Linked DNA regions of Homo sapiens: region 1 is linked to region 2. The links are chromatin loops, found by intact Hi-C in ENCODE. Cell type or tissue: heart right ventricle. All regions are shown on one strand. Each heading gives the region's core, and the rest is flanking DNA. Links, peaks and the distances in the headings are about the cores only.

Region 1 (9,263 bases), core at 56-2,555, 150 kb before region 2:
ATAATTTTTATTTTTTTAGCTACCCTATTAACAGACCATCCATTTTTTAAAAAGAAACTTTTTATTTTAGAATATAGATTGACAGAAAAAGTGCCAAGATTGTACAGCGTTCCTATGTACCCCTCACTTGGTTTTCCTTATTAACATATTAGTGCAGCACATTTGTCATATTAATGAAGTAGTATTGATATTATTAAGTAGAGTTCATACTTTATTCAGATTTTCTTAGTTTTACCTAATGTCCTTCTTCTGTTCCAGGATCCCTTCTAGGACACCACGTTATTATATTTAGTTATCATGTCTCCTTAGACCCCTCTCAGCTGTCACAGTTGTCTCATCTGTTTTTATTGTTATATAAACATTAATTATACCTTGGTACATCTGGATTGGGCAGGAGCCAGAAAACTTTTTGAAGACAGATTACCTAATCCTAGCAGGCTCAGCAAATCAGTGATTTCTTTTTGACTGAGGTCTTTTGTAGCTTTAAATCAGTTACTTCTCAGGATGCTTCAGTGCTGTGTATGCAGTTTTAGGCTGTTCACCTGTTCTGGTAATTTTCCTGCTCGGCTTCTTGAAAAACATCATTAAACACTGGGCAAGTTGATCAAGTCAGGAAGTCAGCTGGACCCATTAGACTGTGCCCTGGTGTGAGAATTAGCCTGCCATCTTGGCTAAATCCCGAAGTTTGTTGAGTAGATGTATCCCTTCCTGTTGACCTGTGGAGGAGCTGGTGAACGTAAGAAAGGCTCAGTATCAGAAGCCATATTCCCAGACAGATTTGTGGTGTTAGTCAGCAGTCTTTTTTTTTTTTTTTTTTGAGACGGAGTCTTGCTCTGTCACCCAGGCTGGAGTGCAGTGGCTTGATCTCGGCTCACTGCAACCTTCGCCTCCCGGGTTCAAGTGATTCTCCTGCCTCAGCCTCCCAAGTAGCTGGGATTACAGGTGCCCACGACCACACCCAGCTAATTTTTTATTTTTTATTTTTTTTAATTTTTAGTAGAGACGGGGTTTCACCATGTTGGCCAGCCTGGTTTCGAACTCCTGACTTCAAGTGATCCACCCATCTCAGCCTCCCAAAGTGCTAGGATTACAGGTGTGAGCCACCGCACCCAGCCCAAAGTCATTTGCCCAAAGTCATTTTTTTAGTAGTAGACAGTTCTAATTTACATTAGTAATCTCTTCATATACTTTGTATTTATTTTTTCTGTCAAGAGCAATGAGAGTTAATTAGAGGAGATAATAATAAAGTTGTTCACGTGGCTGTCTGCTTTGAAAGGGAATTTCAGAATTTTGACTGGAGTTTGGATCTCCCTCCTACCTAGTATTAACTTTGCCATAAGCATCACCAGCAGGTGGCAGCAGTTCCCATGTTCTAAAAATATCGTCACTAGTTAAGACAGGTATAGAGTATGTTGTTTTGTTACAGAAGTAGATTTAATTTCTGGTATTTAAATTTTCCTCATTATATTTCATTATAGTCTGTTTTATACTTTAGTAGACAGAATGGTATCTAACAGTACTATCAAGGCAGGAACAGCAGTATTATCAGAAATTTTTAAATACTCAAAAGTGTATGTGAACCACAGTTGACATCTTATGCAATTGTTACATAGTAGAGTGTCACTCCTGATAGTGGCACTTAACCTTCAACCACCAAAGTAGGGAAATTAAGTTGTATATAAAGCCCCTAAGTAGGACCAAGGAATTGTAACCCCATGGTGCCCTCTGATGCTGGTAAGAGTAGCCAGCCTGCTCCCCAAACCTTAGCTTAACTAAAAAAATCAGGCCAGACTGAGTGTGGTCAGAAATCTGGTTATGGGAGCTTTAGGGGTATTCTTAGCCAATGTTTATGGTAATAATCAACTTTCATCACCCATCGTTTAGACTGTACAGTTTCTCAGGTTGTCTGAAGATTTACCACTCCAAGGACTCCCACATTTCTCTGAGCCAGAGGATGCTTTGGAGAAGATTGTGTACATTGGAAACTTAGGGAGATTTGATGCTGAAGTTGCTAAGTACAAAGTTAACACAGTCACTTCTTTTCCTTGCTTGGATCTCCTTTTTTCCCTTCATTATAAAAACAAACCAAAAAAGGAAAAGCAGCTAAACTCACACTAATACAACATAAATACATGTAAATTTTAAAAGCGATTGTCTTACCCTCAGTACCATTCTACTTTTTGCAACCTATAGTATTTCCTAGAATAACTCACTTATTTAACAAATACTGATGGAATACCCAGCAATGGGCCTTACTCTTTTTCAAGGTGGTGAGAATGTAGCAGTAAATAAAACAGACATAATCTCCCTGCCCATGTGGAACTTAAATTCTGGCGGAAGGAAAGAGACACTAAGTAAATTATCTGGTTCATCAGAAGATAAGTACCATGGGTCGTGCGCAGTGGCTCCCTCCTGTAATCCCAGTGCTTTGAGAGGCTGAGGTGAGTGGATCACTTGAAGCCAGGAGTTTGAGACCAGTCGGGGCAACATAGTAAGACTCCGTCTCTCTTAAAAAACAAAAAAACACTAAAAATTTGCTGGGTGCAGTGGTATGTGCCTGTTGTCCCAGCTGACATTCAAGAGGCTGAGGCAGGAGGATTTCTTGAGCTCAGGCGGTCAAGGCTGCAGTGAGCCTTGATCACACCACTGCATTCCAGCCTGAATGACAAAGCAAGACCTTTGTCTCAAAGAAAAAAAAAGAAAAAAAAAAAACCATAGAAGTTGGGGAGAAGAAATAGGGAGTTAGGGGAGGCAGGGCAATGTTGGAATCTTAAAGAGTAGAGAAGACTCCATCAAGATAGCACTTGAACAAAGTCTCAGCAGTGTGGGATTGAACCTTCTGGACACCTGGGAGGAGAGAATTCCAGGCAGAGACAGCAAGGGCAAAGCCCTTGGGCTATGAGCATGTAAGAGGGCTCCAGGAACAGTGTGGTAGCCAGTGAGGGCTGAGGCAGACCCAGGAAGAGTGAGAGACGGGATGTAAGCATGTGGTCCTGTAGACTGTATAGAGCCTTGTGTGAACTTTGGCTGCCACTCTGAGAGGGGGCCATTGAGCAGAGGAGTGATAGGGTCAGGCGTGTGCTTTAGGGGATTGGTGAGCAAAGGTGGAAACAGACCAGTTAGGAGGCCATTTGCAGTAGCTCAGGTGAGAAGTGCAGGTGGCTTGTACCAGTGTGCCAGAAGTTAGAATTTTGAGAACTGGTTAGATTCTGTACTTACCTTGAAGGTAAAATTAATAGGATTTGTTGACAGGCTGACTATATGAGAAATTAAGGCATCAGGGTTGATTTCTAGGTATTTTTGTCTGAGCAGTTGAGATGAGAAACCTGTAGGTAGCACAGGTCTGTGGCTGAAGATCAGGAATTTGGTTGTGGACAGGTAAGTTTGAGATGCCTGGTAGTTATCCCAGGGGAAATGATAAACAGGCAGTTGGATATTCTAGTCCGGAGTTCAAGGGAGCAACTCAGGGTAGAGATAGAATTATGGGAGTCAACATGTAAATGGCATTTAAAGTCATGAGACTAGATGAGATTAGAAAGGGAGTGAGTTTTATGTAGAGAAAGGTCCAAGGACTGAGTCGTGGGTCACTCCAGATGCTAAGAAGTCAAGGAGATGAGGAAAAACCAGCAAAGACAGACAGTGGCCAGTGAGGTAGGAAAACCAGCTGTGTGTGGTGTCTTGGAAGCCAAGTCAAGTTTGAGGGAAGGAGTAATCAACTGTGTCATACGCTGCAAAAAGGTCAAGTACTGTGAGCTGTAACAATTGAAGCAGTCAGTATTGAGGTCCTTGGGGACTTTGACAAGTGCTGTTTCAGTGGAGGGCAGTTGCAAATCTAGAGTATGTTTGAGAAAGAATGGGGTGTCCTCATAATAAGAAAAAGGCTAAGCAAACCGATAATCAACAGCTTTTCTTACATCTGTCAGAGAATTGAGGTCACAGGGCAAACCTTCACCGCAAAAACAGGCAGGAAAATGGAGATCGGCTCACCTAAGGCAGAAGCTGTTGGAGACAGTAATTGAGATTTAAACATATTGCTGTGGGCTAAGTGTGGACTAGCTTGAGGGTTCAAAACCGGGAGCTTGTCTAAGGGAACCCCACACTTTGGTGGGTTTTACCTCGAGGAGACCCACTAGGTTCTCCTGTAAAGATGGCAGGAAAATTCCCTTGTGCTTTGGACACGGGAAGGGGGAAAGTAATCCTTTTGAAATACATCCAGGAAGAAATCAGCCCCAGATCTTCTGTTCTCCATGGCAGAGAACAGTTTTCTCAGGGAAAACTACTTGCAGAAGCCTTCTCTAGCTTAGGAGAAGGGCAGTTGGATGGCTCAACCCCCTTCTAGCCTTCCTGTCTCACATAGGAGGAGGAAAAAACAAGTCTCCACTAAAAAAAAAAAAAAAAAAAAAAAAAAAAGACAGATTTAATCATAAGAATATGCAGTGCATCTTCTCACCAATACGATACCATCAGTAGGGCTCCAGGATAACAGTGGATTACAACTGAGAGCTGCAAGACATGGACTCTATTTTAAGAAGGAATTTCTAGGGAAACCCAAAGACAACAGGGGAGACAAGGATATTGAGGAAAATTGGAGCCTCTAGCACCTACAGCGAACATCAGATGCAGCCTGTTAGCCAGATAAACATACAACTCACATTAAAGGTCTGTTTACGTAAGTTCTTGTTACCTAATATATCATGTCTGGCTTCAGTAAAAAAGTACAAAGCATGCTAAAAGGGAAAAAAGAAGAGACAAAGCGAGCATCAGAGCCAGACTCAGATATGTCAGAAATTTGAGAGTTATCAGACTGGGAATTTAAAATAACTGATTAATGTGCCAGATTTCTAATAGAAAAAATGAACAACATGCAAGAATAGTCACGTAGTATAAGCAACAGATGGAAACTTAGAATCAAAAAGAAATGCAAAAAAAAAAAAAAAAAAAGACCAGGTGCAGTGGCTCACGCCTGTAATCCCAACACTTTAGGAAGCTGAGGCGGGAGGATCACCTGAGGTCGGGAGTTCAAGACCAGCCTGACCAACATGGAGAAACCCCATCTCTACTAAAAATACAAAATTAGCCTGGCGTGGTGGTGCATGCCTGTAATCCCAGCTACTCGAGAGGCTGAGGCAGGAGAATAGCTTGAATCCGGGAGGCGGAGGTTGCAGTGAGACAAGATCGTGTCATTGCACTCCAGCCTGGGCAACAAGAGCGAAACTCTGTCTCAAAAAAAAAAAAAAAAAAGCTAGAAATAAAACACTGAAACAGACATGAATGACTTTGATGGGCTCATAAGACTGAACACAGCCAGAAAGAATCAGTGAACTTGAAGATATGTCAATAGAAACTTCCCAAATTGAAATTGAAAGATTTCAAAAAGGAATGGAAAATTTTTAAAAACAGCAGAATATCCAAGAACTGTGGGATAATTTTTAAAAGTGTAGGTTGGATGTAGTGTCTTACACTTGTAATCCCAGCACTTTGGGAGGCTGAGGTAGGCGATTGCTTGAGGCCAGGAGTTTGAGTCCAGCCTGGGCAACATGACAAAACCCAGTGTCTACAAAAAAAAAAAAAAAAAAAAAAAAAATACAAAAATTAGCCAAGCGTGGTGGTGCACACCTGTAATCCCAGCTACTCAGGAGGCTAAGGTGGGAGGATCGCTTGAGCCCGGGAGGTGGAGATTGCAGTGAGCTGAGATCATGCCACTGCACTCCAGCCTGGGCAACAGAGAACTTGTTTCCAAAAAAAAGGCAAAGTGTAGCTACGCGTAATGGGAATACGGTAGTTCCCCCTTATCCACAGTTTCACTTTCTATGGTCAACTGTAGTCCAAAAATAGGTAAGTGCAGTACAATAAGATTTTGAGAGGGAGAGAGACAATGCTCACATAACTTATTACAGTGTATTATAATTATTCTATTTTTGTAAATTTCTTACTGCGCCTAGTTTATAGATTAAGCTTTATCATAGGTATATGTGTATCAAAAAAAACTATCAGGTTCAGTACTATCCACGGTTTCAGGCATTCACTGGGGGTCTTAGAACATATGCCCTGTGGATGAAGGGGCGACTACCATACCAGAAGGAGAAGAGAGAATAGAAGAGTGAGAGATTAAAGTCAGAGTATGGGTAACTAGAAACTTTACTCTAAAGGAGATCAGAAAAATGAGGATGTACTTAGGGGGCAAATGAGGTACAGTTTTGTTTTTAAATCTTGTCTTGAATGCCATAGGAGTGGTCCAGGAGAGGACAATTTGATGCTGTAGGTGAGAGTTGGGAGTGTTGCCAGAGCAACGTCCTCAAGGAGGCAAGAGAGGATGGGATCTGGTGTGCAAGCAGAGGGCTCGGCCAAGGAGCAGGTAACAGGAAGACAGCAAGTGTGAGAGCAGGGCTGACGTCTGGGTATGTGATGATGGGAACTCGTGGACATTCTTTTCTGATTGCTTCTGTTTTCAAGGTCATTAGCTGAAAGGAAAGCTGGGATAGAGGGGTTAGAGGTTTGGGACCTTATGATTTAGTCTTTGAGGATACTAAATGGACTAGTCTGATTATTAATGTAGTATGACTGCCAGCTGGTGGTAATGGCTCCCCTGAGGTCCAAAGTACTATGTTCTGTTTTACCTGCCCATTATTGCATAACTCTAAATCCTGTCACACTGTATCTTACCGGAAATGGACGTGTTTCATTAGCATCTCATCACAGTAAGGATTTTGGTTCCCAGGAAAGAAGCATCAAATTTTCCAAGTTAGATCTCCTCAGTAGGCCAGTTGGCTAATCCATTATGTAATATGCCATGATTTCCCCTGATTGTTATGTACGATCACTACTCATGGGGACAACTATCAGGCTTATGGTTCAACAAGTACCAGTGCCTTCTAGATATCAAGGCACTGCTATAGGGGCAGAATAGAGCAGTATTTAACATCTACCTTCATGGAGTTTACATTTAGTGGGAAACAAAATACACGTCCAGTGGTAAAGGGTTCTGAGAAAATAGCGCACGGCAAGGATAGGAACTTGGGGATTGCAGCTTTATATTGGAGGATCAGGGAAGAGTTAATCTGATAAATGACATTTGAGGCAAGGCCTGAAGGACGGAAAGAGTAGAAGAGTAGGCCATAGGGGTAATAGCCAGGCTCTTGTGTTCACCTCTACTTTATAAACAGACTAATAGAAGGAAGGTGGCACCCATTGATGTCAACACTGCCACTTTTTACTAAATGTAAGTAAACACATTCTGTCTACTCTTCCTGAAATACAGCTCTGTGTGCACTTAATATTACATTTTCCTTTTCTTATCAAACTTGCTGTTTTACAAATTCAACTTGTTCCAGTCAGCTGTATTTAGTATTTCCTTTTTGATCAAATTGTGAAAACCTGTTCAGTGGGAACCCATTTAACTGGCTGTTTCGTCCTCTCAGAACTGCCTCAGACATTTTTGTTTTGTTTTTTTTCATCCCCAGACTTCCTGGGACAAGCCCCAGACTTTTTTTTTGGAGACGACGTCTTGCTCTGTAGCCCAGGCTGGAGTGTAGTGGCATGATCTTGGCACACTGCAACCTCTGCCTCCTGGGTTCAAGCGATTCTCCTGCCTCAGCCTCCCCAGTAGCTAGGATTACAGGTGCACGCCACTGCACCTGGCTAATTTTTTGTATTTTTAGTAGGGATGGGGTTTCACCATGTTGGCCAGGCTGGTCTTGAACTCCTGACCTCAGGTGATCCGCCCGCCTCAGCCTCCCAAAGTGCTAGGATTACAGGCGTGAGCTACTGCTCCTGGCCAGCCCCAGACATTTTTGAAAGCACCCTTATTTCCAGTAACAAGATATTCCAGGCCTACTCTGATCCCTACCCCCAAACATATTAGCTCCTGTACAAGGAGCCCTGGTATTAGAAGCCCAAGATGACCCAGGGGTGTACATCCCACTTGATCGCATAAGCACTGGTTGTAGCAGTACACTGCTGTTGAGCCACCAGGAAAACACAGACTCAGGAAGGACATCAGATCTTTCTAAGGTCTCAAGTTCATACAGGTATCTCCAGTTTAGCTGTCATCACTAAGTCCTTTTTTGTCTCATTTTAATGTAGTTACTATAACATACTTAAAATTTAAACCCTTCTTGACTGGATAAACAAAATATATGTCCACAAAACGGAATACTATACAGCAATAAAAAGGAATGGACTGCTGCTACGTGTTGTATGAACCTGAAAAATGTTATGCTTAGTGAAAAAAGCCAGACACAAAAGATGTCATGTCACATGATTCCATTTATATTAAATGACCAGAAAAGGTAAATCTGTAGACGCAAAGCAGACCAGTAGTTGCCTGGGGCTGGGGTTAGGAGTAGGGAGCTTTTGGGAATGATAGAAATGGATTGTGATGCTGGGCGCGGTGGCTCATGCCTGTAATCCCAGCACTTTAGGAGGCCAAGGCAGGCAGATCACTTAAGGCCAGGAATTCGAGACCAGCCTGGCCAATGTGGTGAAACCCTGTCTCTACTAAAAATACAAAAATTAGGTGGGTGTGGTGGTGCACACCTGTAATCCCAGCTACTGGGCAGTCTGAGGCAGGAGAATCACTTGAACCCAGGAAGCAGAGGTTGCAGTGAGCTGAGATCGCGCCACTGCACTCCAGCCTGGAAGACAGGGTGAGACTTTCTCTCTTTAAAAAAAAAAAAAAAAAAGGATTGTGGTAAGGAAGTGCAGTATTCTATAAACATAAAAATCATTGGATTTATATCAAAAAAATATATTTTTTTGAGATGGGGTCTTGTTCTGTTGTCCAGAGTTGGGGTACAGTGATGCGATTATAGTTCACAGCAGTCTTGAACTCCTGGGCTCAAGCAATCCTCTTGTCTCAGCCTTCTGAGTGGCTGGGACTACAGGCATACACCACCATGCTTGGCTAATTTTTAAAAATTTCGTAGAGACAGGGTCTTGTTATGTTGCCCAGGCTGGTTTTGAACTGCTGATCTCAGGTGATTCTCCTGCTTTGGCCTCCCAAAGCACTGGGATTATAGGCATGAGCCACTGCACCCAGCCTCAAAATAGTTAAAAAAATTAAACCCTTCTTTTAACTTCTATATCTACCTCCTTAATTGGCTATATTGCCCTAAGATATTCCATTATATTAACTTTAAAAAAAAAAAAACCTATATGTATTTTTGCATACCTTGCAATAATATCCCTCATCACAAATCTGCCTTAATCTTTATAACAGCTGTATCCTCGTTTGGATCTCAGGTACAGCCCCAACATGACAATTT
Region 2 (2,500 bases), core at 1-2,500:
AGATTTTGATGTTTCTCAATGAGGCTTTCATATGTAAATGTTTGGCTCCATCTTATTTTTTATTTCCTTTTTAGACCAATTCAATTCTGAATGTGCAAAAGACACTATTGACTCTTACATTATACCTTCTCATTGAAGGATGGATAATTTGGTATGAAAATCCTCTGCAGATTCTGGAGGAAATTGCTAATGTTTTGATTACCTTTAGCAGAAAAATAACAATGTATCGCTATCAGGAGAGGGATTTCTGGGGAGGGGACTTAACATGGAAATTATAAATTCATTCATGACTTTTCTTTTTTAAATTAGGCTTTCTCCTGTTTCTCAGAGGATTTATCAATTATGCAAAAGTTCGGAAGATGCCAGAAACTTTCTCAAATCTCCCCAGGACCAGAGTTCTCTTTATTTATTAAAGGTATTAAAGAAAAAATTTATTCTAGTCCCAGTGTAACCATGTGCTACATTGTAGATTTCTGTTCAGTTTTAGAGTAAGTATCTGTGATAGGGGCATATAGAGAAAGTAAAGAAGGCACAGTCCCTGCCTTTTAGCAGTTTCTTGTCTAGTAACAGGGATTTTTACAAAAAGCTATTGATAAAGTCAAATTAGAAAAACTGCCATAGGAGAAATCATTACTTCATGCTTTGACAGTGTGAAAGAGGCAGGGGTCTTAGCAGTCATCAGAAAGCTGGGATATTTGGCTGCTTGACTGAATTCCAGCATCCTGAAGCCACTGCTTACTGTTGCACCAGTTCCAGAGGATGACATTCAGAAGGAACCCTTCAGGCCTAATCACTCATCTCTGCCCCTAAATCCCAGAACCTGGAGAGACTGTGTAGTACTTTAAGAACTCCTTTTGTCTGGGCTGCTGACAAGCCCACCAAGTCTTCCATCTTTTAAAATTGTCATTGAGGCTTTCCCCATGGCTTTCTTCAGGTTGACATTCTGATACCACTCTAATGTGAGGAAGGTCAAACTCAAGAAAAGAGGAGAAAGGACCTTTTCCCTTGCCTAGAACAGGAGGACTAAGCCCTGCCAAGGCTCTTTGATTCACACATGATTTTCCCCAGAGGCTGACACTCCATCTTACATCAATGGCTGCCTGAAGGAAGAGGTAGAGAATCTTGAGAAAGAGTACACCAGAGAGAGCTCTCTGTGGTAGCAAGTTCTAATAGGCTTTCTTGGACTTGGCTGTTTGTTCCTTGGGGCTTTGGGGACTGTGTTAATCATAGAGTGGAACCTTGAGCACCACCTAGAGGCCAGTCCAGTTGAAGGTCTTAGGCAAAGCATTATAAAGGATAGGTGGTGTAGTTCAGATAAACTTTACATGATAGTGGAGAGTGTGGGGAAGAATTTCAGAATCATCTGAGGCAGAGTGAAGAGCAAAAATAGGGAAGTATGGGGCTTGTTCAGAGGATAGCAGCTTGATTGGGGCATAAAGGAGTATTGAGGGTCAAGGCTAAAAAGTCAGGTTGAAACAAGTTTCTCAGATACCTTGAGCACCAAGCCCATTTGCAGTAGAACCATGAAATTGATAGAGCCAGCGACATGTTGGGTCAATGCAAGACTAAGCCCACGTGGAGCACGAATTTGTTCTGTACTCGCAGAGTGTCAGTTTATATAGGCAATCATATACTAATCGTGAGGTTCTCAATTTTGAAGACTTGTGGTGGTCTCAGGAGGTATGCTTCAAGAAAATAAAGCATCTACCATAGTTGATTTTCCAGGTGATAGAACAGCATTGAAAGCTTTTAGGCAACAGAATCATATAATGAGACCCTCTTGAATATAACAAACATTTTTTCAAGCATAGTATAGTAAACTAAAATTAACACTCATGGAGTTTTCCATGTGTCAGATAATATATTAAGCATTTTACATGGATAATTAAATGTATGTAGGTAAAGAAGGCTTAAACTGCTTTTAAAGTTAGTTTCATTATTAAAAAAACTAGTATTCATTATTAAAAAACAGGAATCTTTGATTGCATGTCTGAAAATGTGTAGCATGTCATGAATTTGAATTCAGTCACACAGTCTGGACACAGATGGATATTCATACCACTGGCCTGGGCCTTAATGCCTACAATGTGTCTTTGTTTATGTCTAGAACATAAGAGACTTATTAGATATTCTTTGCAGTTTTATTTAGTTACCATTGTCATCTTTCATCTATATATCAGATTGGAATTTATAGTTAGCCTTAGGTTTAACTTTTACCTATCAAGGATTCCAAAGCTAGTACTGTTGGGTTGCTACAAGTCCTCCTTATGAAGGGTGCTGAAATCACCTAATATTTTCCCTCTAATACATTGACACCCAAGATATACTGAGGGGACAGATTTCTTTCTCTTTTTAAAAAAAGTCATCAATTCTGTAGGTGTAGTCTAATGTTAGCTCTGAATTTCTAAATGGACTGAGATCACACCTCTGTCTATTCTCTTTGTTCTTCAGTTAGAAAGAAATCTGAATCTTTATTAGGGGATTGCATACCTTCTTCATC

The links. A loop is a pair of places that touch in the nucleus more often than their neighbours do. Peaks named below come from ENCODE experiments on the same cell type or tissue, not always from the same donor. Only the 100,000 strongest peaks of a DNase experiment are listed, where the experiment ranks them.
Region 1: a loop joins it to region 2, with 15 times the contacts of the local background. A loop is called at or near these places in 100 of 110 quality-filtered maps.

What each region holds. Positions count from the first base shown.
Region 1 is chr5:141,991,194-142,000,456 of GRCh38, forward strand. No RefSeq gene overlaps it. Among named protein-coding and RNA genes, the nearest start is that of GNPDA1, 17 kb to the right of the region's middle. In heart right ventricle, for the core only: a CTCF peak has its summit at 1,357 (motif pointing right); a DNase peak (open chromatin) is centred at 1,338; H3K27ac peaks cover 458 bases.
Region 2 is chr5:142,144,262-142,146,761 of GRCh38, forward strand. NDFIP1 (Nedd4 family interacting protein 1) reads left to right here. Exons shown (of 8, transcript NM_030571.4): 7 at 310-415. The coding sequence ends at 413. Among named protein-coding and RNA genes, the nearest start is that of NDFIP1, 37 kb to the left of the region's middle. RefSeq lists an enhancer at 1,117-1,206. In heart right ventricle, for the core only: a CTCF peak has its summit at 1,272 (motif pointing left); a DNase peak (open chromatin) is centred at 1,220.